2 separate regions of the Mus musculus genome follow, and region 2 is linked to region 1. A link is a contact called in ENCODE Hi-C data. All regions are on one chromosome and are shown on one strand. Each heading gives the region's core, a stretch centred on a gene start or an enhancer-like site at or near the end of the contact. The rest is flanking DNA. Distances are from core to core; before and after follow the strand shown. Region 1 overlaps Hcls1 (hematopoietic cell specific Lyn substrate 1). Region 2 holds the start of Fbxo40 (F-box protein 40).

Region 1 (2,710 bases), core at 12-2,511:
TCTCCACAGTCAGGGAGATCGACAGACTGCTTCTCAGAAAATGGAAATCTTTTGTAGAAAACTCTGAGTCCCTGAATGTATCAGTTGACAGGCTTAGAGTAAAAGGTTGGTATAAGCAATGTAGCCTGATTTACGCTCTCGAGAAGCTAACATCCTGTTGTCTGTTGTCTTTTCTCACTAACATAACCTGTGTGTCACAGAACCAATGAGCCCTCTATGCTAACAAAAGACCTGCCTTCAACCAATTAGGCGGTCTGTCTCAAGAATCATAAAGATGTGCAAATAACTTCCAGCCTACACATTCCTGTCCTAAGAGTCTGCCCCCCCAAATAACTTTAAATACGGCAAAGCTTAATGTCTAATGATTAAAATATTACAGATAATAGAAAACCAACTAATCTGTATGCCCAGGACTTGGAAAATAGCTTAGAAAATTGAAATGCTGCCTTTCAATAATGTAATGACAGTCATTAAGACTGATGCTTAAAGAAATGTAGTTTGGGGTAAATTTACTAGTATTTGTGTATTTATTTATTTATTTATTTATTTATTTATTTATTATCAAGCATTAACATTCTCCAACGTAAGCCTGATAATTTCTGGGAATAACAAACAGAAACAAAGCCACAAAGCCCACTCATCATTATCTGTTAGAAGAGCTTCAAGTTCCTATAACTGAGACTGGGATTCTGCCTCTGAGAGCACACGACGCTGGAGGCAGCAAAGGACACCCACTCCTCTTGCTTACTTTAAGCACCTGGGCATACAGATTAGTTGGTTTTCTATTATCTGTAATATTTTAATCATTAGACATTAAGCTTTGCCGTATTTAAAGTTATTTGGGGGGGGGGGCAGACTCTTAGGACAGGAATGTGTAGGCTGGAAGTTATTTGCACATCTTTATGATTCTTGAGACAGACCGCCTAATTGGTTGAAGGCAGGTCTTTTGTTACCACCTTACTACCATGGAGGCTGCAAGACCTAAGAGGGTAGACATCCTGAAGACATGAGTTGACAGCTCGGCAGTTGTACCAACAAATGACAGACAACAAAGGTTCACAAATTGGGAAACCTTGCAAGGACTCCTGGGACCGCATAGCGTTATCTAGAGGAGAGAACTCTCAATTTTAGAGATCCAGCTTTCTGCAATTAGCAAGGGTCTGGGGTCGTTACTCTCCTTGGGACTCCCCTAGCTCAGGCCCAGCAGAAACTGGTTCCAGGCAAAGTGGCCGTGTCACAGGAGAGGCCTTCTCCTTTCATGGAAGATTAGACCCATCTGCTGGTCTAGTGGGATAATCTCACTGAAGGCTTTTAAAAAGCCTTTCAGCTTTAGCCGTGGTTAATTTTAGAGAGCTGGAGAGGAATCAGATGAACCGGATCCCAGTGCTGGCTGCACCCTGTGTTCCCATGCCTCACCTGACCCCACGGGTAACTGGGAAGCAAAGAGTCAGTGTCAGCTCAACAGCCTTGGGGCTGCCAGGGTCTGAAAAGGACGGGGCGGGGCGGGGCGGGCGGGCGCCCGGAGCTTCTGAATGGCTGTGTGAGGTCCCCAACTGAAGAATCCAAGTGAGGAAAGAAGGGCCTGGGACAAACATATTCAACTGAGCAAATATGCAAATCCACCTACTGAATTACAGTGTGCCAATCAGGGGACTGTACCAACAGAATTATGGCCAATCAGGGGACTGTACCAACAGATGACAGTTTTTAAATGAAAAGGTTGTGGACCAAAAAAAAAAAAAGTACAAAATATTTTACTTTGTTTTTGTGGTTGTTTTGTTTTGTTTTGAGAAGCAGTCTCTTCCACCCAGGATAGCTTCTTATAGGTATCTGTAGCCACACCCAACTGAAAATCCAACTTCTTATAAATTCCTTTACCATATAGCTGAATCCATCCCAAATGGCTCTTAATATATAATCTTTTTATTTGATAAATATCAATTAAACAGCTTTTGAGTGTGAAGTGTTGCTAGGCTCCAAGGACACAGAAGATCTCACACATGGAGACAGTGGACAGATGGAAGGGATACAGGGAAGCTTTCAGAGTGGCAAGTGTCATACCTAGGAGACTTTTGACACAGTGTCTCTGCTTCACGTTTTTCACATGGCTTGTATTGACGGAGCAAGCGAATCTAGCAAAATTCAGAGCTTCCAATGTGAAACAGGAGCAATAAAGGCATAAAGCGGAGCAGTTCTGACAATAAAAACTTTATTCACCAACAATATGGTCATATGTTTAGAAAATCCTACATTATCCACAAAGAAGCTACTGGAACCACTAAGCTTTCAGGATACAGAGTCGCCATTATCAAAGTCGATTGCATTTCTATCTGCCAGCTGCAGACATTTGAAGACCAGAAATTAAAAGTAAATCATAGTCATAACATAACATGAAATGCTTTAGGACAAATTTAATGAAATATGATTTAAGACTTGAACACTGAATAATACTTCTGAAAAACTAACTCAAAGATGATCTAAATAAGTAGAGGAATGCCACGGGTTCATAGATTGGAGAACTCAATACTACCAACATGTTTCCTATCCCTCTAAATGGTCTAACAACTCCAGTGGACCCCCAGTCAAACTCTCAAGAGGCATTTTTTTTTCCCGAGAAGCTGACTAGCTAATTCTAAATGTATGAAATTATAGAATCCTGGGATAGTAGGAAAAGCTTTTGAAGGAACACGCAGTTGGAGGCCTATTCCAT
Region 2 (2,828 bases), core at 85-2,584, 45 kb before region 1:
TTGGCCGCTGAGGGCCAGGGCCTGGGTTCAGACCCCAGCATCACACATGGAGAAACAATCAAGGAAGAAACTCTCATTTGAATAAATAAGAAATAAACCCTTTCCTCTCCAAGTTGCTTTTGGTCATGGTGTTCCATCATGGCAATAGTAACAAAGCTATGCACCAGACCAAATGAGGCTTAGCCAAAAATGGAAGTTTGGTTCAATACAGAAACACCAATCAATGCAATACAAGAGCTACAGAGAGACCATCTGGTAAAAGTCCGCAGCCTTTCATGATGAGAACAGACACTAAACTAGACACTAACTACTAATTCCCTGCCTCCACCTGCCAAAAGCTGCCTGAGAGATTCACAGGGTACTTGTATTCATTCACTAAAAACTCCACAGGTGACTTATCAACTTACCAATGAAGGAGGGGCTGTCCAGGACAAGTCAGGACAGCCCCTGTTGCTGCCCCTGTTCAACACAGTGCAGGACATTCCAGGCCAGGCACAGGGGGAAGGAAGAAAAGAAAAGGCAGCCAGTCTGGAAAGGAAGTGACTGAGACATCATCTACAACCTAAGGAATCTGCAAGAAAACTTTGTTACAAAGACAGTGAAGTGCTGCAACACAAGATGGATACAATGTTATCATTTCTATTGTCTGGCTTTTCACCCAGATGAGCTTGCCCACATAAACAAATGTGCATGAGAGAACGGGGTGGAGGGAATTTCAGAGACGGCTTGCTCATCACAGCAGAACATATAAACTCATCTCTTTACTCTGAAGATCCACCCACATTCAAAAGGGAGCCACACTGAGCAGTTTGATGCACTAGATAATATTCACGTTATTTTTTTTTTCAAAGAAGAGGTTGAAAGAACTATCTTGAAAAGGATCCGACGAAGAATCCCAGACTTTGAGAAGTCTTTCTTCTAGCTCTGAGCCTTGTGGTGATGGATGTAATAGTTCACCTTCCCTGATCCTGTGTCTTTTCACATGTAAAAAGGAACTTGTACTAAATGATAGCCAAGCCTCCTACCACTTCTACTTCTGTTCCTTGGACTTGCTAACTGACTGTTTCTGAATGACAAACTCTCCCTTTCTCTGCCACCTGGGAAAGGCCAGGGCCAGAGGAAAGCAGATGCTAACCTGTCCTGAGAAGAAACGGGAGAAGCAGAAGCATGGAACTGTGTCCCTTGCACAACTTGCTACTTCAGCCAGTGAGGGGCTTGGGTGGAACACAGGGTTATAATTAGAGCAAGAGGCCAGCTGCTTCTCCCCCAGCTCCTGGACACAGCTGGACCTGCCCACGGCACACACAGGACTCAGGCTGTGTTGGCCTTGCTCTGACCCTTCTTGCAAAGGCTTTCCTCCCTCCTCTGTGAAACAAAGTCCGGGGTTGCTCTAAGCGCTACTTTCCCATGGGCTCTCCTCTGCCCCTCCAGCACTTAGACATTGAGTGTTGATAACCTACAGAGACGAAAGAGGTCGTAAGCTGAGCCCGGTCACATTGCCCTGTGATATAGTTTTATTTTTAACTTTGAAACGCTTGAACTATGTCAGTTGGCGTTTTCTCCCTTTCGCTTGCCTTTCCAACAGAACTTGGGTGCTCTGCTGCAGCGGAAGCACCGGCACCCACCTCCTCCAGACCTGCTTGATCAACGGCAAAGGGCTGGTAGCTGCGGATGCTGAGCCAGCTTGTACCGTTTAGGTAAGATTTTTTCAAACACCGGCAGGTGTGACCCAGGTTATTTAGATGATAAATGGGTGGACCGGACCGAGGCTTACTGTGCATTTCCTTTGTACCGTGGAAGGTAGGTTATTAAACTTTGTTACATGTGGGTGATGGGGGAAAGGTTGGTAATGGAAAGCCCTGGCCATGTGTAAGGTGTTTTGGATTTTAAATCCTACAGCAGTTTGCAATGTCAGCAGCCTTCTGCCGGTTTAGGTTTTCTACTACAGTCAACCAGAGCGATTCAGTGCTACCTTAGTCACACAGTGGTGACAGGGGAGGGCAGTGTGTGGTAAGGGAAAAAGTAGACACCCAGGGTTAGTCCAAACGCTGCAATGCTGTTCTCCAACCACCTCTGTGGCTTTAATTGCAAGTCATGGTCACAAGGCTTAAATTCCATCTACTGAGCCACATCGCGGTCTAATGTACCACAGCGGTACTTCAACAGCACTGGCTGCTCAAACTCTGCCTGCAACCTGAAACTCAGTTTTGCCTAACAAAACTGCTTCAGGGCAATTCCTTCCCGCCCATTTCTCTTGGGGGTGTGTGGGGGGGGGGCGGGGGGAAGCAGCCATGAAAGTGAAAACTGAAAATCATACACAGACTTAGGCACCCGAACTCAAAACTGTGACCAGCTTGAGGCGAGTACACCCAGAGCAGCAGAAGTGAAGTGATGAAAGATATTCATGGTTTTAAAAGCTTAAGAGGCAGATGGACTACTCCTAGCTCCTGGAATATCTGCATCTCAGCCTTCCTAATGCTGTGACCCTTTAACACAGTTCCTCATGTTGTGGTGACCCCCCCCCCCCATAAAATTATTTCATTGCTACTTTGTAACTGTAATTTTGCTACTGTTGTGAACCATAATGTAAATACCTGATATGCAGAATATCCTTTATGTGACCCCCCACACTCCACCAGTTAAGAACCTCTGCTATATATTGTTATGTGCATGAAAAACGTTAGCAACAGTAATGGGCCCTGTTTATTTCCTTATGTTTCTCTAGTTTAGAGTTCAGCTGAGGTCATCCTGGGAAGTGGCCCACACGGAAAGGGATCTGTGGTGTTCGGGTTCGAGCCATCAATGCTGAGTCAAACTACTCAGATGCC

What was found. Hi-C counts contacts between places; a loop is a spot of excess contacts on that map.
Region 2: a map of gastrocnemius shows a loop between it and region 1 (12-fold over the local background). The contact joins the promoter of Fbxo40 here to the enhancer-like site in region 1. A Hi-C loop is called at or near these places in 7 of 37 maps with a recorded cell type or tissue (gastrocnemius and heart).

The regions. Positions count from the first base shown.
Region 1 is chr16:36,943,859-36,946,568 of GRCm38, reverse strand. All of the region lies in intron 3 of Hcls1 (hematopoietic cell specific Lyn substrate 1), which reads right to left. Among named protein-coding and RNA genes, the nearest start is that of Hcls1, 10 kb to the right of the region's middle. Within about 2 kb of position 1,261, at least 1 of the 3 ENCODE cell types and tissues checked has a DNase peak (open chromatin) inside an H3K27ac peak, as active enhancers do; it is gastrocnemius, where a contact is called at or near this core.
Region 2 is chr16:36,988,973-36,991,800 of GRCm38, reverse strand. Fbxo40 (F-box protein 40) reads left to right here and starts at 1,334. Exons shown (of 4, transcript NM_001358217.1): 1 at 1,334-1,697.